Linked DNA regions of Homo sapiens: all the other regions are linked to region 3. A link is a loop called in an ENCODE intact Hi-C map of the cell type or tissue named here. Cell type or tissue: OCI-LY7. All regions are shown on one strand. Region 1 overlaps GAK (cyclin G associated kinase). Region 2 has its middle 63 kb from the start of ZNF732. Region 3 holds the start of LOC107986246 (a long non-coding RNA gene).

The links. A loop is a pair of places that touch in the nucleus more often than their neighbours do. Peaks named below come from ENCODE experiments on the same cell type or tissue, not always from the same donor. Only the 100,000 strongest peaks of a DNase experiment are listed, where the experiment ranks them.
Region 1: a loop joins it to region 3, with 5 times the contacts of the local background. A loop is called at or near these places in 4 of 110 quality-filtered maps.
Region 2: it touches region 3 in a loop (8-fold over the local background); 4 of 110 quality-filtered maps call a loop at or near these places.

What each region holds. Positions count from the first base shown.
Region 1 is chr4:888,726-896,725 of GRCh38, forward strand. It overlaps GAK (cyclin G associated kinase), which reads right to left. Exons shown (of 28, transcript NM_005255.4): 7 at 7,735-7,824; 8 at 5,149-5,284; 9 at 4,652-4,764; 10 at 1,807-1,897; 11 at 122-245. Among named protein-coding and RNA genes, the nearest start is that of GAK, 40 kb to the right of the region's middle. In OCI-LY7, CTCF peaks have their summits at 3,240 (motif pointing left) and 7,722; a DNase peak (open chromatin) is centred at 3,216.
Region 2 is chr4:238,069-246,068 of GRCh38, forward strand. It overlaps the pseudogene ZNF876P. Among named protein-coding and RNA genes, the nearest start is that of ZNF732, 63 kb to the right of the region's middle. In OCI-LY7, CTCF peaks have their summits at 4,362 (motif pointing left), 6,593 (motif pointing right) and 6,797; DNase peaks (open chromatin) are centred at 4,353 and 6,623; H3K4me3 peaks cover 401 bases.
Region 3 is chr4:738,288-746,287 of GRCh38, forward strand. PCGF3 (polycomb group ring finger 3) reads left to right here. Exons shown (of 11, transcript NM_006315.7): 7 at 5,187-5,297; 8 at 6,313-6,401. LOC107986246 (a long non-coding RNA gene) reads left to right here and starts at 1,140. Exons shown (of 2, transcript XR_001741543.2): 1 at 1,140-1,657; 2 at 2,420-3,452. It overlaps LOC124900644 (a long non-coding RNA gene), which reads left to right and starts at 7,874. Exons shown (of 2, transcript XR_007057987.1): 1 at 7,874-8,000. RefSeq lists a silencer at 4,401-4,490. In OCI-LY7, CTCF peaks have their summits at 4,518 (motif pointing right) and 4,717; DNase peaks (open chromatin) are centred at 674 and 4,544; H3K27ac peaks cover 470 bases.

The sequences.
Region 1 (8,000 bases), 150 kb after region 3:
CCTCAGGGGCCCCTGTGGGGCCTGATGACCAGCTGTTCCACCGCAGCCAGGAAGCAAGGGCCGGGGCTGCAGCCTGGAACGAGCGTGCGGCAGGTCCAGGGCTCTGGAGCCTCACACTCACTTAGCGACGGACTGGATGACCTTGGAGGAGGTGTCCTTGAGGTTGGTGAAGAGCCGCTCTGTCCCACCCCGCAGAATGTCCAGGAAGCCGCCATACGGCTGGTCGTACTCCGCCAGCGCCAGGCCTGCAGGGAGACACAGTCTCAGCAGGCCCCAGGTGCTCGGTCCCACCTCCCCAGGTGCGGGTTGCTGGCTGGGCCCAGGCCCCAGGCGCTCGGTCCCACCTCCCCAGGCGCTCGGTCCCACCTCCCCAGGTGCAGGTTGCTGGCTGGGCCCAGGCAGCAGGAGCAGGGAGTGGGTGGTATGGCCAGGCCCCTGACCCACACGTACCCAGCGGGAAGCCAGGCCTCAGCACTGGCAGGTCTACCCTGTCCTCAGCCTTTCCAGAGACCCAGGAAATGGTCAATCTGGGTGCGGAAGGGCTATGTGGCCGCCTCAGCACAGCTGGGGCTGGGACTCTGTCTGTGGGGATAGTCCGGCCTCACGGCCACAGCTTCAGGCCACCATGACCCTGGACGTGAAGGCAGAGTGGTGGCCCCTGGCCTGGTGGGTCCTGCGAGTGAGGTCTTCACAGGCGGCTTTGGTGGCACAAGTGGTGTTAAAAAAAAAACACCTGGCCAAAGTCCCTCATGCAGACAGGAGACCGAGGCCCAGGCAGCACCGAGCAGATGGGGGCACTGCAGAACCCAGCAGCTCGAGGACTCACCCTTCCTCCAGCCAGCAGAGACCCAGCCAGCCACTACACCTGCATGTGTGGGACCCACACTGCACGGACCGGGGTGCCCCAGACATGGAGCTGAGCTCCTCCCTGGGAAGCGGAGGTGAAGGACCCAGGTGAAACCTCCCACACCGCAGTGGGGATGCGGGGCGAGGTCGGGAGGGGTCAGCGCCATGCAGAGCTGCAGACCCAGCCGCTGCCTGTCAGGGCCATGTCCTCGACGGCTCACCCGGAACCTTCTGGAACACTCCCGGCACGGAGTTCCAAGAGCATGCAGCGTCTGTCTCCAGGGCCCTCTCCACTCCTCACCAGCTGAGGGCCCTCCAGGGACACCCAGGCCCATCACAGGTGCCCACTCCTCATGCGGCAGAAGGGGCCACCTCACACTAGCGGCAGAACTGTCTTCCCCCACCGCCCTCCACTGTCCAATGCCTGCTCCTGCCCCCTGGCCTCAGGGTCGCTACTGTAGTAAATGGTTCACCTTGCCCACAGCAGGCCTGGCCCTTCATTCCCAGCTCCTGGGAAGGAACCTGGGATGCCCCCTCCAGCCCCAAAAGGGGTGTCTGTTTCCCTGGGGCCTTGGGCTGTGCCAGACACGACAATGTGATCTATGCTGGGGTCTTGGCCACGGCGCAGGCTGCCTCCCACATAACCCCTGAGCGAGGCCGCCTGGTCACTCGGGCCCGGTCTCCTGGGCCCTGCCCTGGAGCCTCTTCCCTTGGCTGGCTTTAGTCCGAATCCTGACCCCCTCCTGAACTGCACCAAGACACCAGCTTTGCTGAGCTCTGTGAGCCCCAGGGAACTGCCGAACCTGAGGGTGTGCTCAGGGACCCTGACCTCACAGTCATCTCTGGTGGGAGAGGAGGCCCCGGGAGAGAAGGACCCCAGACTCCATCCCAATGTGCTGCGGGTGCCCGGGGTGCAGCAGGAGCGAGGGACAGGTGGCGGGCACAGGACAGGGCACTCACCTCCACTGTAGCCACTGCCAGCGGGGCCCACGGGAGGGGGTGGCCCTCGGGACAGTGTGGCGCTCCCGTAGCCTCCATTCTGCTCCAGGAGCTGTGACAATGAAAATGCAGAGGTCAGTTCTCTAAACTGACAACTCACGCCTGCCCACGTCGGGCAGAGGTACGGTATGGGTGCCCTCAGAGCCCATCCTTCTGCCCCCTGATCTATGACACAGTGCAAGGGAGGAACTTCCCACAGGCTGAAGCATCAGCTGGAACTCAACAAACGCACGCAGCCCTCATCCCCTCACCCCGCGGCCTGCCTCGCTTGGGGCTGTTGCAGGTGCTCAGCACTCCAGCCCAGCTTTTCAGACTCTTGGGCTACAGCTTCTGTTCCTTTTCCTTTTCTCTCTCTTCCCAGTCTGTCCAACCAACATTTTTTTTTTTTTTTTTGGTAGAGACAGAGTCTTGCTCTGTGACCCAGGCTGCAGTGCTGGAGGGCTGTGGCACGATCTCAGCTCACCGCAACCTCCGCCTCATGAGTTCAAGCAATTCTCCTGCCTCAGCCTCCCAGAGTAGCTGGGACTACAGGCATGCGCCACCACGCCTGGCTAATTTGTTTTGTATTTTAGTAGAGATGGGGTTTCACCACGTTGCCCAGGCTGGTCTTGAACTCCTGAGCTGAGGCAATTCGCCTGCCTCGGCTTCCCAAAGTGCTAGGATTACAGGCGTGAGCCACTGCACCCAGGCTTTTTTTCTTTTTTTTTTTTTTGAAACGGAGTCTCACTCTGTCTCCCAGGCTGGAGTGCAGTGGCATGATCTGGGCTCACTGCAGCCTCCACCTCGCATGCCCAACCATATTAAGCAGACACATGGCCTGTCTGTCCCAGGATGTTCCATCACTTCAGCTCCTGGGTTCTGGGGGCCACCCTGTGAGGCTCACTACCTCCTGGGGGCAGTATTTTATTTCATTGTGAACTCAGCTCCATCATGGACTGTGTTTTCTGGGGGAGTCGGTTGGCTTAAGCAGGGGTCTAACGTCTGTCCCCACGGGGTCCCGGCCTAGAAGCACTCAGATGAGAAGCACTGAGGACCCCGCCCCATCACTAGGGGCCTGATTCTGCCCATCTGCCCAGCGGCACCTCCTCCCGCCCCATCAAGAATCCCTCCAGCGCACTCGACAAAGCAAGAGGCCCACACCCCCCTGCGAGCCCACTGTCCTCTGTGACCTCCGGGGGAGTGGGCAGGCATTTTCTGTAAAGAGCCACCAAGCGAGGGGGACACGAGGCCCAGGCTGCTAAAGAGCAGGACGGCCCAGGAGTGATCCCTTCCTGCCGCTCTCTGACAGCCCCAGGGAAGCTTGCTGAGAGGCCACCAGTGACATCAACTCTCCCGCCTCAGAGCGCCCCACACCTCAAAATGCTTCCAGCACCCAGCACCAGGGCTCCCTCTGCTGGTGCACCCACCATGATGGCCGCCAGAGAGGGGCACCACAGCCTCTCCCCGTCTGCACTGGGCTTCCCAGCACTTCCCTGCTCCCAGGTCTCTGTACCCACGCGGCCCCCAAGGAACTGCAAACCCTCCACACAGCCCAAACCTTCCTTGTCCCACAGGGTCCTGTCCTCAGACAGGGACTCCGGGCAGCAGCTCTGACCTTCTCCCCACGCTCCACACCCACCGCCTGGGTCAGCTCCACTGCAGTGGCCCCTGGAAGTTCCGGCTTCCAGCTACCAGGGAGTGGAAACGACCCAAGGGCTGAAAAGGGGACAAAATGCAGGAGCCAAGAGTCCTGGGTCCTTGGACACAGACCCCTGCGAGATCTGCAGAGGGGCCCTGCGTGTCCTGACTGGGCCCTGAGCTGGGATGCCCAGGGGCCTCCCTGCTCCCCGTGGGTGAGGGCCGGGCCGCGTGTCTGCTCTGCCTCGAGGATCTGGTGATGGAGATGCTGCACCCTGTCCACGGCTGGGTCAGAAAAGACTCTGAGGAAAGCATCTTCCAGCCAACACGTGCTGCTCCCTCCCAGGCCTCACACTTCCACAAAGCACACGGCCCTGTGGGCCTCAGTCTCCCAGCCCCCAGGCCCTGATGCTGCCAGCAGCCACCGGTGCCTGGGAGTGGACCCTGGCCAGGCCCAGCCCTGACACAACTGCAACCAGGACGCCCAGAGCTGAGCTGAGGGTCAGAAACACAGACGCAGAGCAACTCAGGACACCCCAGGACGCCCAGAGCTGAGGGCTGGCTGACCTGGCTTGGACACCAGACCCCAGAAACAAAGACACAGGAGCAATTCATGCTGTCCTGTCAGGGGAAGAATCTAGAAAGGCGCCTGCAAACCTCAAGGAGGCCAGAGGAGCGCGTGCAGAGTGCGAAGACCTTGGCAATGGTCCCAGCATGCCCCCGGGGTCTCGGCCCTGGGCTGCGGTGGTGACCCTGCTCCTGCAGGAGCCCAGGGCCCTCAAGAGCTTGTGGCTCCCCACTGAAGTGGGCAGAGACCCCCAGGGTGCAGGGTCCGGACGAAGCAGCACAGCCACATGCCACCCTCCTCTCTGTGGGGGGATTTGGGGCTCACATGTGCCTCCCTCCCCTCTGTGATAGGAAACTTGGGGTTCAGGTGTGCCTCCCGCCCCTCTGTGATAGGAGACTTGGGGTTCACATGTGCCTCCCTCCCCTCTGCGGGGGATCTGGGGCTCACGTGTGCCTCCCTCCCCTCTGTGATAGGAGACTTAGGGTTCACGTGTGCCTCCCTCCCTTCTGCAGGGGATCTGGGGCTCACATGTGCCTCCCTCCCCTCTGCGGGGGATCTGGGGCTCATGTGTGCCTCCTTCACCACTGCGGGGGATTTGGGGCTCACGTGTGCCTCCCTCACCTCTGTGATGGGAGACTTGGGGTTCACGTTGCGGGCGGCCGCGATCTCCTGCAGCTGGTGCACCACCTCGGCGATGGACAGCCGCTCCTCCGGGTTCACCTGCAGCATGGCGCCTGCAGCAGAAGCACAGCGCGCTCGGCCCCACGGTTCCCCAGGCGGGTCAGCACCCCCTGCACTGGCAGAGGTCACAGACCACCAGAGGCCACTCCCTCTACACACATCAGTGACGTCAGAAGCAAGAAGGGAGCGGCAAAGGGAAGAACAAAAACCGAACAAAATGATCAAAAATCACCACTCAGAGCACCGCAAATTCACCAGCGGGGTGGGCGGCAGGGGAGCTCTCTGGAAACCCCCCCCCCAGGGATGTTGTCAAAACTATGGTGACGGGCGGGAGTGGGGCCAGGTGAGCAGTGCCCCAAGGGGAGCGGGGTCTCCAGAGCCACGCGGGGTCTGTGCTCCAGGGTCCTGCCCCACGCACGCATTCCACCGGGACTTACGGATGAGGCTGTGGAAGACCGTGTACTGCGTGTCGTGCGGGGGGATCGAGTACTTCCCATTGACTATTCGAAGTTTCGCTCCATCCTCAAAAGGGTGCTGCCGGAAGCACAGCAGGTACAAGATGCAGCCCAGGGCCTGCGGGGAGAGCAGGGGTGATGCCTAGGCCCACGGGGAGCGCAGGGGTGACGCCTGGGCCTGCGGGGAGAGCAGGGGTGATGCCCAGGCCCACGGGGAATGCAGGGGTGACATCGGAGCCGTGGGGAGCGCAGGGGTGACACTGGGGACTGCAGGGAACACAGGGGTGATATCGGGAACATGGGAAATGCAGGGGTGACACCGGGGCCTGCGGGAACAACAGGGGTGACACCCGGGCCGCGGGGAGCGCAGGGGTGACGTTGGGGCCGTGGGGAGCGCAGGGGTGACGCCTGGGCCTGTGGGGAGTGCAGGGGTGACACCCAGGCCTGCGGGGAATGCAGGGGTGACGTCGGAGCCGTGGGGAGCGCAGGGGTGACTCCTGGGCCTGCGGGGAGTGCAGGGGTGACTCCCAGGTCTGAGGGGAGAGCAGGGGTGATGCCCGAGCCCAAGGGGACAAGGGCGTGAGAGGAGCACCGCAGACATGGTGACTGGCCGAGGGGTGGCTCCTTCCTTGGGGATCCTAGGGGTATAGTCGGTGGTTACACAAACATCACTTGACTGTGCGGAGCTGGCGGCGTGCTTCCCACGGCACGGGGAGGCCTGGATGCTCCACTTCTATTCACCGCAAAGAACTGTCCAGGTGACAGTGTTAAACGGACTCTAGGCTCTTAAGATTAAAAAGTTCCGTTCAGGCCGGGCGCAGTGGCTCACGCCTGTAATCCCAGCACTTTGGGAGGCCGAGGCGGGTGGATGACAAGGTCAGGAGTTCAAGACCAGCCTGGCCAACATGGTGAAATCCCGTCTCTACTAAAAATACAAAAATTAGCCAGGCGTGGTGGTGCATGCCTGTAGTCCCAGCTACTCAGGAGGCTGAGGCAAAGAACTGCTTGAACCCGGGAGGCAGAGGTTGCAGTGCGCCGAGATCGCGCCACTGCCCTCCAGCCTAGCAACAAAGCGAGACTCTGTCTCAAATAAATAAATAAATAAATAAATAAATAAATAAATAAAGGTTCCTTTCAAAATTCCGGGGTTCCCACACTCATGCACTGAAGATCTATGAGCTGGTGGGACCAGCACAGACCCTGCTGTGTGCTATGCGAGGGGCAAGGCACCTGTCCTGTCCTTGGCAACAGCAGAGACCCACTTTTCAGAACTGACCCCATATGCAGGGTGTAGGGCACAGGGCAGAAGCTGCAGGAAGCAGCCTCCTCAGTCTGCTCAGGATTTTCGCAGAACTGGCCTTGAACAATCAGCGACTTCTCGTCAATCACCCAATATGTGAGCCCAGAGAAGGGACTGGTGATTACTTCGGCATCAGGATCTTATCCAGCCAAGAGTAAGAGCTCACACCGGGACCCCAGGCCGAGCAAGAGCCGGCCAGGAGTGTCCTCGTGCGGGATGTGCAGAGGACCAGTCACCAGGGTGGGCCAAGAACACAGGCAATGACCACACACGTGGCCCCATCCTTCCACACTCCTCAAGGGACACAGGGCCTCAGCCTACAGCCCACATACTGTCTCAGCCTGCAGCCCCACGTGCTGTCTCAGCCTTCAGCCCATGTGCTGTGGCTGATGGCACGGCTGACCCGGTCCGTAGGCAAATACACTACGGAGGGCCAACTGCCGCACCTGGTGGCTGAATGACGGGGTAAGGGGACGTCAAAAGAACCACAAGGCAGGACACCCTCCACGCGTGGTCACCCTCGGTCAATGGGGACATGGCCTTGGAGAGATGCAGGGATGAGGGAGGACGCAGGAGACCACCCCAGCCATCAGGCTCAGCCCTCACTCTGGCCTGGCTCTGAGCGCAGCAAGGCTGGGGTGTGGCAGGGACACTCCTGGGCCAAGGCACTCAGGGCCAGATGCACAACAAGCCATGGACGGGGCCGAGGGGAGCCTCAGGCAGACCCAGCCGCACAGGACGCCCCCAACTGCTACTCGACTCATCCCTATTAGAAGTAGTCAAGGTTGGGCAGGGTGCAGTGGCTCAAGCCTGTAATCGCAGCACTTTGGGAGGCTGAGGCAGGTGGACCGCTTGAGCTCAGGAGTTCGAGACCGGCCTGGGCGACATGGTGAGACCACCCCTTCTACCAAAAATACAAAATAATAGCCGGGCATGGTGGTGAGCACCTGTGGTCCCAGCTACTCGGGAGGCTGAGGTGGGAGGATCCCTTGAGCCCAGGGGCGGGAGGCTGCGGTGAGCCTGAGCCGAGGTCACACCACTGCACTCCAGCCTGGGTGACAGAGGAAGACCCTGTCTCCAAAAAAACCCAAAAAAACAGTGGCAGCCACAGTGATTCTTAAGGAAAGGAAAAAGAAAAGGGGACGGGAGGGGAAGAGGGGGTGGAGGAGGCAGGCCAGTTCCGAGTGGCAGGTGCCCGGCCCACGCCGCCTCAGGTTAAGTAGGGCGCACGGAGCCAGGCACTGCCACTGAGAGGCGCCAGACCTCACCCAGATATCCTGCTTCTCGCCGATCGGGAAGTTGGAATACAAGTCTATGATTTCTGGTGTTCTATACATTGGTGTTGTATTCCTCGTGATCTGAAAAAATACAAACATTTCAAAGGAAAAGTTGCATCCCACAAACAGTATTTTTTATGTTGCACCACTTCCGTGCAGCTTTCCAAATGCACAGCAGACTGAGGGGCAGCCTGTCCCGCACACTATGCCCCGGGATGACCTCAGGCCAGTCGGCCCCATGCACCAGCTCCGCTGCT
Region 2 (8,000 bases), 500 kb before region 3:
GATTGGGAAGAATTTAAGACATTATATCTTTAAACAATTTAAAAATTTTTTTCTTTCTCATGAACCTCCTAAAATTGTACATCCTTACCATTGATTATGAAATATGGGGGACAAATGCTTTATTCACTCGCATTCTTTTTTTAAATTCTAACTAGGAACTTTCAAATAACTTTTACATTTGCTGATTTTTTTTTTCCTGTATAACGGAGTCTCCTGTTAAAGCTTTCTCTTAAATATTTTAGATCTCCTATTGTGTACTTCAGCTCCAGCATATCTAACTGGTTCTGTTTTAATGGTTTCTCTTTATTATAATTGTGATTCTGTTCATACGTTGTTGCAAAAAAAATTTAGTAATGTGTGGTTTTTTTGCATCTCATTGAGATTCTTTAAGATAATTATTTTGAATTCTTAGCCATTTTTTAGATCTGTGTTTTACTGTAAGTGGTTACTAGAGAATTTTTAGTTTCTTTTGGTGGTGTTACATTTGCCTGATCTTTCATGGTCTGTGATGCCTTGTTTTTATGTCCTTGCATCTGAAGGAGTAAATATCTCTTGCAGTCATTATAGATTAGTTTGGGGTGGTAAATATTTTCTCCTATTGGATCTCTGTGCTGATGAGATTTCCAGTGAGTTTGCAGTAAGGTGCATTGGATCTGGATCACAGTGAAGTTCATGCTTGGCAGACCTGTTATTAGGGCATCAGACTGTTGTGGATTCTGTCTATTTTCTAGGAAGACTGAACTTTCTTCAGGATCTTGATCAGTAAGACTGGTGCTGAGAAAAAAAAGTCTCCAGTTGTATATGCAGATGACAGAGCTGATATAATCCATGTGAGCAGGTATGGCTTCTGCTGTGTGGCTCTTGCTGGGTTTTTAGAAATCTTCTAACCCAGTCATTGGACAGATTCCTAGATGAGAAGTACTGACCCTTGGTCACAGCTGAGAGGGTGTGGAACTGATTCATAGGGCTGCTTCAGGATACACAGCTGAGACCAAAGTCTTCAGGTTTGTTTCTGGGTTCACGGCATTTCTCCCTCCAGATTCCTGGGTGGGCAGGACTGCTCCCAGACTTTAGTTGACAGGGACTGGAGGTAGGTTTTGGGACTGGAGGTAGGTTTTGGGACTGGAGCTGGGTTTTAGGACTGCTTCAAGATTCACAGTGGGAATAAAGTCAGCCAGCATGCCTACAGGGGCACATATAGGTGTGTTTTTTGGCAGGTCCCAGGTTAGGAAAAACTGCTTCTGGACTTTGGTTTCATGGACTGGGAGCCAGATGATAGTGCCACATCAAGATCCACCATTAAATAAATATCGGCAAGCCTACATCCAGGGGCACAGATGGATGTTTCTGTCGGTTCCTGCATGTGCAGGATTTCTTCCACATCATGATAGATGTGTGCAAGGGGCTAATTAGGAGACTACAGAGAGGAGCAACATCTAAAGTCCTTTCACCTGAGACACAGGACATTATGAATCCTCCTTGGTGTCTTGGCAGATGGTGCTAGTGGCATAAACAAAACCAAATGGCCTACAGCTATACTTACAATGAGAATTAATCATATTTTATTTTGTAGCTGGGACTATGATGGGCAAGCATGCCACTCAAGCAAGGGCATGCCCTCTCAATACAGCCCTCCTGTCTTGGGTTTACACCTTTTGACATGGATTCCAAAGTTCCTATAAAGGTTCATTTGCCAGGGCATAACTGCTGCATTTTTTTATAACCATATAAGATTTAGGTAGAGAACCTCCTATTCTGCCATCTTGCTATGTCACTCCCCTTGTATGTTTTACTTTGATTGTTCTGTGTCAAATATTTTTTATTTCAAATTCAAAATGTCTGAAATAAAATGCTTAAATTTTCAAATTGTGGAATAAGTAAATGTATTGAAATGCCTCATTCTCATCAGAGCATTTTATTAATTATTGAGATTATTTTCTTTTATTGCTGTACCTTGAATGCCAAAGATTCAAAATGCCAGCTCTTCATAAGTACATAGTCACAGTTGAAAACTGTAAAGGATTGTTTTTATGATACATCTATATGATATTCAATATTTTAAAGGTCAGAAATTTTTATTCTTGTTTTCAACCCCATTTTAGTGGTTTGTTTTTAATCTTTATATTTGTATGGTAACTTTAAACCCTGTACCTTGGCCAGGGGCAGTGTCTCATGCCTGTAATCCCAGCACTTTGGGAACTCAAGGCGGGCAGATCATAAGGCCAGGAGTTCAAGACCAGCCTGACCAATGTGGAGAAACCCTGTCTCTACTAAAAACACAAAATTAGCCAGGCGTAGTGACGCATGCCTGTAATCCCAGCTACTTGGGAGGCTGAGGCAGGAGAATCACTTGAACCCAGGAGGCGGAGGTTTCAGTGAGCCAAGATTGCAACATTGCCCACCAGCCTGGGCAACAAGTGTGAAACAATGTCTCAAAACAACAACAACAACAACAACCTCTCTACCTCTTATGACCATGTGGTGTTTAATTCAAATAAATATCATTGGGTTTCACTTCGAGCAAATTAAAAAACATATATATAAATCAGACATTTCTCTTGCCAAGAAAGTTATCTATGTGGTATTTGCCTGTATATATATTGCCCCTACGTTGTTTATAAATTATTTATCAGCCAGGCACAGTGGCTCACGCCTGTAATCCCAGCACTTTCGGAGGCCGAGGCGGGCGGATCACAAGGTCAGGAGATCGAGACCATCCTGGCTAACATGGGGAAACCCCATTTCTACTAAAAATACAAAAACAAAATTGGGCCAGGCGTGGTGGTGGTTGCCTGTAGTCCCAGCTACTCAGGAGGCTGAGGCGGGAGAATGGCGTGAACCCGGGAGGTGGAGCTTGCAGTGAGCCGAGATCGCACCACTGCACTCCAGCCTGGGTGACAGAGCAAGACTCCATCTCAAAAAAATAAATAAATAAATAAAGTATTTATTTACTTGGGTGTTCATCATTGTTTTCTTGTGTGGGTGAGTAGTCAGTGTAAAATTACCATCTATTATTTTATTATGTTATTCTGTGAGAGAAACACTTTTCTTACTTGAAGGTGATTTTTAAAGACTGTAACCTTTTTAGGTAGATCTAAATATTTAATTGTGATGAAAAACATGAAAATGCCAGGGAAAAGAAAGAGAGATCAGACTGTTACTGTGTCTATGTAGAAAAGGAAAACATAACAAACTCCATTTTGATCTGTCTTTTGAACAATTGTTTTGCCTTGAGATGCTGTTAATCTGTAACTTTAGCCCCAACCCTGTGCTCACAGAAACATGTGCTGTATGGAATCAAGGTTTAAGGGATCTAGGGCTGTGAAGGCCATGCCTTGTTAACAATATGTTTACAGGCAGTATGCTTGGTAAAAGTCATCACCATTCTCCATTCTCAATTAACCAGGGGCACAATGCACTGCGGTAAGCCGCAAGGACATCTGCCCAAGAAAGCCTGGGTATTGTTCAAGGTTTCCCCCAACTGAGACAGCCTGAGATATGGCCTCGTGGGAAGGGAAAGACCTGACCATCCCCCAGCCTGACACCCATAAAGGGTCTGTGCTGAGGACGATTAGTAAAAGAGGAAGGCCTCTTGCAGTTGAGATAAGAGGAAGGCCTCTGTCTCCTGCATGCCCCTGGGAACGCAATGTCTCAGTGTAAAACCCGATCATACATTTATTCTATTCTGAGATAGGAGAAAACCGCCCTGTGGCTGGAGGCAAGATATGCTGGTGGCAATGCTGCTCTGTTACTCTTTGCTACACTGAGATGTTTGGGTGGAGAGAAACATAAATCTGGCCTACGTGCACATCCAGGCATAGTACCTTCCCTTGAACTTATTTGTGACACAGATCCCTTTGCTCACATGTTTTCTTGCTGACCTTCTCCCCACTGTCACCCTGTTTTCCTGCCACATTCCCCTTGCTGAGATAGTGAAAATAGTAATTAATAAACAAACACTGAGGAAACTCAGAGACTGGTGCCGGTGCAGGTCCTCCGTATGTTGAGCACCGGTCTCCTGGGCCCACTGTTCTTTCTCTATACTTTGTGTCTGTGTCTTATTTCTTTTCTCAGTCTCTCATACCACCTGATGAGAAATACCCACAGGTGTGGAGGGGCAGGCCACGCCTTCATCTGCCACCCAACGTGGGTGCCTTTCTCTAGGGTGAAGGTACGCTAAGAACATGAGCAGTGAGGACAAGTCGACGAGAGATTCCTGAGTACATCCACGGTCAGCCTTGCGGTAAGCTTGTGCGCTCAAAGGAACCCAGGGTAACGATGGGACAAACTGAAAGTAAATATGCCTCTTATCTCAGCTTCAGCAACCCACGGCGGTGGCGCTTAATCCTACAGCACCACCTAGTGGACAATGTAGCACACTGTATGAAATCATTGATTAAGCCAGAAAACAGGGAGATCTTGAGGCATGGCAGTTCCCAGTAATTTTACAACCGGTACCAGCCGGGGAAGAGACAAGTAGGAGTGCCTACCCAAGCTGAGGCTAGATATGAATCTTTCACCTTGAAAATGTTAAAAGATATGAAGAAAGGAGTTATAAACAATATGGACCCAACTCCCCTTACATGAGAACATTATTAGATTCCATTGTTCATGGAAATAGACTTATTCCTTATGATTGGGAAATTTTGGCTAAATCTTCCCTTTCACCCTCTCATTTACAGTTTAAAACCTGGTGGATTGATGGAATGGAGTACAAGAACAGGTACGAAAAAATCAGGCTACAAATCCCACTGTTAATATAGATGTAGACCAATTGTTAGGAACAGGTCCAAAGTGGAGCACCATTAACCAAAAATCAGTAATGCAGAATGAGGCTATTGAACAAGTAAGGGCTATTTGCCTCAGGGCCTGGGAAAAAATTCAGGACCCAGGAACAGCCTGCCCTTCTTTTAATTCAATTAGACAAGGCTCTAAAGAGCCATATCCTGACTTTGTGGCAAGATTGCAAGATGCTGCTCAAAAATCTATTACAGATGATAACACCCAAAAAGTTATTGTAGAATTAATGGCCTATCGAATGCAAATCCAGAATGTCAGTTGGCCATAAAGCCATTAAAAGGAAAAGTTCCAGCAGGAATTGATGTAATTATAGAATATGTGAAGGCTTGTGATGGGATTGGAGGAGCTATGCATAAGGCTATGCTAATGGCTCGAGCAATGACGGGGGTCACTTTAGGAGGACAAGTTAGAACATTTGGGGGAAAATATTATAATTGTGTTCAAATTGGTCATCTAAAAAAGAACTGCCCAGTCCTAAATAAACAGAATATAATAAGCTATTACAGCAAAAAATAAAGAGCCACCTGGCCTGTGTCCAAGACGTGGAAAAGAAAAACATTGGGCTAATCAATGTCATTCTAAATTTGATAAAAATCGGCAACCATTGTCGGGAAATGGGAAGAGGGGCCAGTCTCAGGCCCCGCCACAAACTGGTGCATTCCTTATTCAGCTGTTTGTTCCTCAGGGTTTTCAGGGACAACCCCCACAGCAAATACCACCACTTCAGGGAGTCAACCGATTACAACAATACAACAGCTGTCCCCTGCCACAGCAGGCAGCACAGCAGATTTATGTGCCGCTCAAATGGTCTCTTTACTCCCTGGAGAGCCCCAACAAAAGATTCCTCCTACAGGGGCATATGGCCCACTGCCAGAAGGGACAGTAGGCCTTATTTTAGGGAGATCAAGTCTAAATTTGAAGGGAGTCCAAATTCATACTGGGGTAATTGATTCAAATTATAAAGGGGAAATTCAGTTAGTGATCAGCTCCACTGTTCCCTGGAGCGACAATCCAGGTGATGATAGAATTGCTCAAATACTGCTTTTGCCTTATATTCAAATTGGGGAAAAGAAAACAGAACAGGAGGGTTTGGAAGTACCAACCCTGCCGGAAAAGCTGCTTATTGGGATAATCGGGTCTCAGAGGATAGACCCGTGTGTACAGTCACTATTCAGGAAAAGCAGTTTGAAAGATTAGTGGATACCGGGGCTGATGTCTCTATCATTGCCTTAAATAGATGGCCAAAAAATTGGCCTAAACAAAAGCCTGTTACAGGATTTGTCGGTGTGGGCACCGCCTCAGAAGTGTATCAAAGTGCCATGATTTTACATTGTCTAGGACCTGATAATCAAGAAAGTACAGTTCAACCCATGATCACTTCTATTCAAATCAACTTATGGGGCCGAGACTTGTTAGAACAGTGGCATGCAGAGATTACTATCCCAGCCTCCCTATACAGCCCCATGAGTCAAAAAAATCATGAGTAAAATGGGATATCTCCCTAAAAGGGGACTAGGGAAGAATGGAGGCAGCATTAAAGTCCCAACTGAGGTTGAGGGAAATCAAGAAAGAAAAGGAATACGGTATCCTTTTTAGGAGTGGCCACTCTAGAGCCTCCAAAACCCATTCCGTTGACTTGGAAAACAGAAAAACCTGTATGGGTAAATCATTGGCCTCTACCAAAACAAAAGCTGGAGGCTTTACACTTACTCGCAAAGGAACGATTAGAAAAGGGACATAGTGAGCCTTCATTTTCGCCGTGGAATTCTCCTGTTTGTAATTCAGAAAAAATCCGGCAGATGGCGCATGCTGACTGACTTAAGAGCTATTAATGCTGTAATTCAACCCATGGGGGCTCTCCAACCCAGGTTGCCCTATCTGGCCAGGATCACCAAAGATTGGCCTTTAATTATAATTGATCAGAAGGATTGCTTTTTTACCATTTCTCTGGCAAAACAGGATTTTGAAAAATTTGCTTTTACTACACCAGCCATAAATAATAACCAGCCACCAGAATTCAGTGGAAAGTGTTGCCTCAGGGAATGCTTAATAGTCCAACTATTTGTCAGACTTTTGTAGCTGAAGTTCTTCAACAAGTTACAGACAAGTTTTCAGACTGTTATATCATTATGTTGATATTTTGTGTGCTGCAGAAACAAGAGAGAAATTAATTGACTGTTACACATTTCTGCAGAGGTTGCCAACCCAGGACTGACAAGAGCATCTGATAAGATTCAAACCTCTACTCCTTTCCATTACTTAGGGATGCATGTAGAGGAAAAGAAAATTAAACCACAAAAAACAGAAATAAGAAAAGACACATTTAAAACATTAAATGAGTTTCTTTTTCTTTTTCTTTTTTTTTTTTTTTTTTTGAGATGGAGTCTCGTTCTTGTCACCCAGGCTGGAGTGCAATGGCGGGATCTTGGCTCACTGTAAAAACATTAAATGACTTTCAAAAGTTGCTAGGAGATATTAATTAAATTTGGCCAACTCTAGGCGTCCCTACTTATGCCATGTCAAATTTGTTCTCTAAAGAGGGGATCCGAAATTGAATAGTAAAAGAACATTAACTCCAGAAGCAACTTAAAAAATTAAATTAGTTGAAGAAAAAATTCACTGAGCACAAGTTAAATAGAATAGGTCACTTGACCCCACTCCAACTTTTGATTTTTGCTACTGCACATTCTCCAACAGAGAATTTTGAACATCATTATTCAAAATACAGATCAAAATGGGGTTTCTTATGTCTTCCTTTTCTACATAGACACAGTAAACAGTCTGATCTCTCTCTTCCCTACATTAAAGATTTTCAAGCATACAGTCTAGTGGTATTAAGTACGTTTACTTTTTTTTTTTCTGCAATGGATCTCTAGATTAATTTTATCTTACAAAAGTAAAATTTAATACGTTATAAACAATAAACTGCCCTTTTTTTCTTTTTCTTCAGCTCCTGAAGAACACCGTTTTACTTACTGTTTCTATAATTTTGGCTGATTTCCATATTCTTATTAGTGTAATTATATAATGTCTGTTTCTTTTTGACTATTTTATATAATGTAATGTTCTCAGGCTTTGTTTTTGTAAGATGTGTCAGAATATCTTTCTGTTTTAAAATGAAATAATATTTCATTATATGTATATGTCACATTTTAAAAATCTAATACTGATCTCTAAAGGGCCATTTGTATTGTTTCCAG
Region 3 (8,000 bases):
CAGAGAATCATACTGTTAGAGGCTTCTTCCCTACTCACAGAGTTCATTCATGCAGGAAGAATTTAGATTTCCTGAGTAAACGTAGATAGAAACAATTAGTCTTTTAATATCTGAAAGTTTTTTAGTCCTGAGAAAAGGCAAAGGATACATTCGAGTTAAATGCTGACACCTTAAGAAACGTTTGCACCGAGTGTTTCAGACGCGTAGCAGTGGGCGGGATCGGGGCGGGACCCCAAGTTTTGTGACCCCCGCCAGTGCTGACACTTTAAGAAACGTTTGTGGCCGGGTGCAGTGGCTCACGCCTGTAATCCCAGCACTTTGGGAGGCCGAGGCGGGTGGATCATCAGGTCAAGAGTTTGAGACCAGCCAGACCAACATAGTGAAACCCTGTCTCTACCAAAAATACAAAAAAAAAAAAAAAATTAGTCGGGCGTGGTGTCAGGTGCCTGTAATCCCAGCTACTCAGCAGGCTGAGGCAGGAGAATCGCTTGAACCCGGGAGGCAGAGGTTGCAGTGAGCTGAGATCGCGCCACTGCACTCCAGGCTGGGCGACAGAGCAAGACTCCGTCTCAAAAAAATAAATAAATAAATAAAGTGTGCACTGGAGCGTTTCAAACGCTTAGCAGTGGGCGGGATCGGGGCAGGAACCTCGAGTTTTGTGACCACCACCCCCCGCCAGCAGTTTCTAGGCGTGGCCGTCCTTGCTGCACCTGCTGCTCCCTCAGCCTCACCCCGTGGCCTTTGATCTGTAAAGGCTGCAGTACGTATCCCCAAAAGATAAGGGTTCTTCTTAAAGCTCATAACCACAATACCTTGATAATGTTTAGGAAAATAGTAGAGATTCCTTAATACCAAATAGCCACTCAGTGCTGACATTTCTAGTTGTCTCATAAATGCGGTGCTTTTTGGTTGTTGTTTATTTCTTTATTTATTTTGAGACCTGGTCTCTGCTGCCCAGGCTGGAGTTCAGTGGTGCTATCACAGCTCACTGTAGCCTCAACCTCCCGGGCTCCAGTGATTCTCCCACCTCAGCCTGCCAGGTAGCTGGAACTACAGGCAAGCACCTCCATCCTGGCTAATTTTTTGTAGGGATAGGGTTTTGCTGTGTTGCCCAGGCTGGTCTTGAACTCCTGGGCTCAAGCAGTCCTCCTGCCTTGGCCTCCCAAAGTGCTGGGATTACAGGTGTGAGCCCCCACACCCAGCCTGTTTTTGTTTATTCCAATCAGGATCCAGAGAATACCACTGACTCACGGGCCTCCTTCTGGTTCCTGCCTCTGCCTTCCCATTGTCCTGGGTTGTCCTGCGGCAGTGGACCTGGGTGCGTTCCACCCGTGTTTTTGGGAAGCCCGCTTCTGGGCATCCATCAGGGCAGGTGTCGTCCATGTGCTGAGCCGGGTGGCACTGAGATCTGCATGCCACCTCCGTTCCATCGCTCGTCTCCACGTGTTAGTTGGAGTGTGCGTCCAGCCTGGAGCAGGTTGTATGTTCTCGTCCACCTCAGCACGCTCTTGTCCGGTGTGGACGCTGCCAACTCCACTCTACGTTGAAGAAGTCGAGAGGCAAGAGGTTCCGGAGTGCTCCAGATTGACACCCCCAGGGCACGGTGGCCCCGAGCCGCCTCCCTGACCAGCTCCTGTCTCTGGCCACCATATTTTCCGTTGAGTCAATATTCTTTTTCTTGTTGTTTCTCAAGCTTTCAGTCATTTGTGGCTCTTTAGCAGGAGGATTCTAACTTTAAAACTATTAGCAGTGCACCTATTTTCTTGATGGAGGCTACTTGCAATTTGTTTAGTTTTATCTGTGGTGCAGACAATTGCAAACCTCATTTCTCCGACCAGAGGCCTCTTCCTGAAACGCGCGTTAGCTGCGAGGATGCAGTGGTGAGGCGAGGTGTCAGCCCTTGAGGGTCCAGGTGTCTGTTTTGGAGGAGACGCCAACACGGTCCTGCCCCTCCCACCTGGACTCCGGGCAGGCCCTCAACGCTGTCCCCGCACCCCCACATGGTGGGGGCTTGCTGGAAGAGAGTTCCCTGCTAGATCAGAGGTGGGGTTAGGTTTTTAGTGGTTTGTTGTTTCTTTTTGTTTTTATAAATTATTTTAGAAACCTGTCTTCGTAGAGGCAACATGTTTAAAACATTTATCAAAGTGTCCATTCTCAGTCTCAGCCCACTCTGGGCTCTTTCACTCGGTGGGCGTGTCATGGTCTTTGGTGTGCCAGGCTCCTGTCCGTTCCTGGTGAGGGCTGTGGGGCTCACGCACTCACCAGTCCTCTTTCCATGGATCCTGAACATGCCTGTCACCTCTTGCTTTAGAAACGTGGGGGCCGGACACAGTGTCTCATGCCTGTAACCCTAGCACTGTGGGAGGCCGAGGCAGGAGGATCCCATGAGCTAAGAATGTTTCTTTACATTTTTAAATAGTTGGAAAAAATCAAAAGCAGCGTATTTTATGATGTGATAATTTAAGAATTGAAATTTCATGGTGCGTAGCCTGGTTGGAACCAGCCCCACTGGCTCAGCTGTGGTCGCCTTCACCCGTAAGCCCGTCCGTGGTGCAGCTGAGTGTGTGCCAGGAGTGTGCTGCCTGCCTGCCGGTGGCTTTGGGCAGCCCTCTGCACCGTGGCTGGAACTCATCGTCACTGCATTGGGACGTTTTCATGACGACGTCAGAACGAGGAAAGGAGAAAAGGGGACTTTCAGGGCTGCACTTCGAAGCCGCAGTGAACTCTGGATTATTTTGTTGTTGAACTGTCATTGTTGATGGCAAAGCACCGACTTTCTCATCCGTCATACTGTAGCTATGCTGAGAGCAAACAGCCGACGATGGAGTCACTGACTCAACACCAGCAATATCCCCACTCACAGGAAAGCAGTATTTAGACACCAGCAATATTCCCTACTCACAGGAAAGCAGTGTTTACAAAATGCTGAAAATTTAAAATGGAATGTCTCATCACAGCAGAATTTCTTCTCAGAAGTGAAAATGAAGATATGGCTGTAGTCAGAATAAGCTTCCAATTGGCTGATTCGTTAGCGTTATGCCAACAGTGAGCTCCTCAGATCAGGCTGGACTGCCGCAGCTCAAGAGCAATGTCCAGAGACAGTGAGCTCTTATTTATTTATTTATTCAATCATTTTTGAGACGGAGTTTTGCTCTTGTTGCCCAGGCTGAGTGCAGTGGCACGATCTCAGCTCACTGCAACCTCCGCCTCCCAGGTTCACACAGTTGTCCTGTCTCAGCCTCCTGAGTAGCTGGGATTACAGGCAGGTGCCACCATGCCTGGCTAATTTTTTGTATTTTTAGTAGAGACGGGGGTTTCACCATGTTGGCCAGGCTGGTCTCGAACTCCTGACCTCATGATCCGCCCGCCTCAGCCTCCCACAGTGCTGGGATGACAGGTGTGAGCCACCGCGCCCGGCCCCAATAAATGTTTCAGTGCCTGTATACACCTGACACTGAGTGCTGCTATTTTTAATCCTTCTTTATTCTTACAGGTGAAAATTAAAGAAATGGGAACTAGAGCCAAGGGTCAGGGTCTGAAGCTGAGTTGCTTTCCACTGTGTCCGTGGGGCTCTCTCCTTTGCACGGACCTATGTGGCCTGTTGTTCCCGTCACGGCTCTTCTGCAGACTGATGGGAACAGCCTCCTGCTGTCAGCCCCTGTCTTGCAGGCCTCCATTCCAGCTGCTGGGATGTGATTATTTAAGGGAAACATTTTCTTTCAAGCTGCTCTCAGATTCTCCAGGCTAATCTTTCAGCATTTCCCTTGTGAGGCTCCAGCACTCCATCCACCTGCGGCCGGCCCCACCTATCCCCTTGGCTCTCAGGGTCCCCTCCTCTCTCTGCCCAGGCTCTCGGGGTCCCCTCCTCTCTCTCTCCCCAGGCTCTCGGGGTCCCCTCCTCTCTCTGCCCAGGCTCTCAGGGTCCCCTCCTCTCTCCCCAGGCTCTCGGGGTCCCCTCCTCTCTCTGCCCAGGCTCACGGGGCATCCTCCTCTCTGTCCAAGCTCGTTGCCTCACGCGGGCATTGGTCCCTGCACGGTTGGTGTTTGTGAGGCAGCTGTGTAGGTTGGGGTATGCCCAGAGCGTTTCCCTGGCCTGGCCGAGCTCATGGTATGTAGGGAGGAAATCGTGGATAAAAAGTTTGGTGAAGAATTCCTTGGTCACGTAGCACATACGTTACTTTTCAGAGTGATGTCTGGGTTGCGGTTTGAGCAGCTTTTTTCTAACCTTTCTTTGCTACCTACTGTGTGTTCCCGAGCAGTGACCCACGTCGTCCACTGTGTCCCCTGGGTGTGAACTAAGGTCACCCTTAGGGGGCCTTTGCCGAGAGTCTGTTTGCTTTTCCCTGGAACCTGCGAGGTTCTGGCCAGCTCTTGCTGGCCATCCCTGGAGGGTCAGGCCTCCTCTGGTCCGGCCAGAGGTGACCCAATGGCAGGTGTGGGTGAGGATGCTGCGGCCCGTCTGCCGCCGGGCAGTCTCCTCCCTGGAATTTGTGCCTGTGGCTGTGGCCACAGACACCAGGGGGCGCTCTTAACCCACTGCCAGGCAACGGGGTGCCAGAGCTCATAGCTGTGAGCAGCCCTCCCTGCAGGCTGTGGACTCAGGCGCCTGGGACACATGGTCCCCGGGGCTCTCGGGCCCTCGAGGGCTCTCTTGGGGTTCCTCAGTGGTGGCCTTGGGTACCTGTGAGCCGGCAGGATCTGCCACTGCGCAGGAGCGTGGGGGGAACCCAGTGGCAGGTTCATCTCTGAGCTGCGGGTGTCCAGGCAGTCCACTGGCTCAGCCGTGAGGTCAGCAATGATGTCTGGCATGGCACTGCTGTGGCCACAGTGTTTATCAACCCCTGGTGACGGGTGGTTCTGCGCCATTGGACACTCACAGGCAGTGGCTGAGGTGGGGATGACAGTCCCGCACCTGGGTTTCCCAGGCCCCGTGCCTGTCCTAGGCCTGGAGCAGCCGGTCTGCGACTCAACGTCCCACGTGGGTTGGTGGGGCGGGTGCCCGGGGGGTGCGCTTCCCGCTGTGCTGAGCCCCCAAAACATCTCAGTCTTAATTTGCTGCTTTCTTATTAGTAGCCTTCAAACTTCATAATGCAAATCCCTAATTTTCTTTATGTGATGTTTATGAACAGAAGTTTAATAGAATCCACTGCCTGTGAGATGAAAGACTGTGTGTTGATTTTCCGCAGCGGAAATGAGAAAGCAGAGGGAGTTCTATCACAAATTGGGCATGGAGGTGCCGGGAGACATCAAGGGGGAGACCTGCTCTGCAAAACAGCACTTAGATTCCCATCGGAATGGTGAGTGCCCTGCGTGCCCATCCAGAAGCCCCGGGAATCCCCTGCATGAGGCCTTTTCTTAAAGAGCTGGCGCTGTCTGCCGGCCCCTCCCACACGCACTCACGGGAGAACGTGGGGGAACCTGAGGGTGTGGGGCGGTTAGGGTTCAAGGCGTTCCTCCTCACTCCTGGTACCAGTGGGAACGTGGGCAGAGGGGAAAAGCCAGCAGGGGAGAGCAGGAGGGCCCCCCGAGAGTGTCTGGGGGGCAGAGGTCAGGGTTCAGAAGGCCTGTGGAAAGAGTAGTGGAAGGTGAACTTCCTGAGACTTCACTTGGCTTGCTTTACTGTAAAATGGCAAAATAATGGTTTGGTTTCTGTGTAAAGGGAATGGTATGTTGAAATCTGAGGGTATCACAACAAACGTTCATGTCTTGAGGACATTTTATTTTCCTAATGGACCACACCAACTCTTAGGAAATGTTTAGGCTCCTCCGGGCGTCTGTGACAGTTGGAGGGTGGGAGGGGCCTGGCTCTGTCACCCCCACGGCTTTGCGGGTCCCAGGAAGCACAGCCATGAGGCGTGGTTAGGAAGCGAGTCTGGGAACCAAGCAGTCCTGTCAGAACCCTTTTACCTGAGGGGAAGTTTTCATTTTAAAAGCGGTGTTGAAACAGTGGATTTTTAGGAGAAGGCTTTCAGATCGAGGGGCTGATGTGGTCAGCACTGAGCAGCTCCGGGCGGGCCTGGCCATGTGGCCAGTGCGGAGCGTGTCTGTGTCCCACGCCGGCTCCGGCTGCCCCGTCTCTGTCTCCTGTGCTCCCCACGCCTGCACCCCACAGGCCCACACGCCCGTTCTGCATCCTGGGGAGACCCCTGCAGACACTTTGCGGACGGCTTTCCTTTGACGCTTACTCCGCTCCGGGGGTCCAGAGTCTCTTAATGGAGTGAATTTTTGACGGCATTTGGAGTACAGTGTAGTTTTTTAAATGGCTTGACAGTTTGGATTTCATGGTGCGCTATGTTCTGTTTGTGCTAAAAGGTGAAACCAAAGCAGACGACAGTTCAAACAAAGAGGCCGCGGAGGAGAAGCCGGAGGAGGACAACGACTACCACCGCAGCGACGAGCAGGTGGGCGGGGCCCGGGGGTCGCTGCAGTGTTAGTGTTCGCCGTGGAGGCGTGAGCAGGTGGGCGGGGCCCGGGGGTCGCTGCAGTGTTAGTGTTCGCCGTGGAGGCGTGAGCAGGTGGGCGGGGCCCGGGGGTCGCTGCAGTGTTAGTGTTCGCCGTGGAGGCGTGAGCAGGTGGGCGGGGCCCCGGGGTCGCTGCAGTGTTAGTGCTCGCCGTGGAGGCGTGAGCAGGTGGGCGGGGCCCGGGGGTCGCTGCAGTGTTAGTGCTCTCCGTGGAGGCGTGAGCAGGTGGGCGGGGCCCGGGGGTCGCTGCAGTGTTAGTGCTCTCCGTGGAGGCGTGAGCAGGTGGGCGGGGCCCCGGGGGTCGCTGCAGTGTTAGTGCTCGCCGTGGAGGCGTGAGCAGGTGGGCGGGGCCCCGGGGTCGCTGCAGTGTTAGTGCTCGCCGTGGAGGCGTGAGCAGGTGGGCGGGGCCCGGGGTCGCTGCAGTGTTAGTGCTCGCCGTGGAGGCGTGAGCAGGTGGGCGGGGCCCGGGGTCGCTGCAGTGTTAGTGCTCGCCGTGGAGGCGTGAGCAGGTGGGCGGGGCCCGGGGGTCGCTGCAGTGTTAGTGTTCGCCGTGGAGGCGTGAGCAGGTGGGCGGGGCCCGGGGGTCGCTGCAGTGTTAGTGCTCGCCGTGGAGGCGTGAGCAGGTGGGCGGGGCCCGGGGGTCGCTGCAGTGTTAGTGCTCTCCGTGGAGGCGTGAGCAGGTGGGCGGGGCCCGGGGGTCGCTGCAGTGTTAGTGCTCTCCGTGGAGGCGTGAGCAGGTGGGCGGGGCCCCGGGGTCGCTGCAGTGTTAGTGCTCGCCGTGGAGGCGTGAGCAGGTGGGCGGGGCCCGGGGGTCGCTGCAGTGTTAGTGCTCTCCGTGGAGGCGTGAGCAGGTGGGCGGGGCCCGGGGGTCGCTGCAGTGTTAGTGCTCTCCGTGGAGGCGTGAGCAGGTGGGCGGGGCCCGGGGGTCGCTGCAGTGTTAGTGCTCTCCGTGGAGGCGTGAGCAGGTGGGCGGGGCCCGGGGGTCGCTGCAGTGTTAGTGCTCGCCGTGGAGGCGTGAGCAGGTGGGCGGGGCCCCGGGGTCGCTGCAGTGTTAGTGTTCGCCGTGGAGGCGTGAGCAGGTGGGCGGGGCCCGGGGGTCGCTGCAGTGTTAGTGCTCTCCGTGGAGGCGTGAGCAGGTGGGCGGGGCCCGGGGGTCGCTGCAGTGTTAGTGCTCGCCGTGGAGGCGTGAGCAGGTGGGCGGGGCCCCGGGGTCGCTGCAGTGTTAGTGCTCGCCGTGGAGGCGTGAGCAGGTGGGCGGGGCCCGGGGGTCGCTGCAGTGTTAGTGCTCTCCGTGGAGGCGTGAGCAGGTGGGCGGGGCCCCGGGGTCGCTGCAGTGTTAGTGCTCTCCGTGGAGGCGTGAGCAGGTGGGCGGGGCCCGGGGGTCGCTGCAGTGTTAGTGCTCCCGTGGAGGCGTGAGCAGGTGGGCGGGGCCCGGGGGTCGCTGCAGTGTTAGTGCTCTCCGTGGAGGCGTGAGCAGGTGGGCGGGGCCCGGGGGTCGCTGCAGTGTTAGTGCTCTCCGTGGAGGCGTGAGCAGGTGGG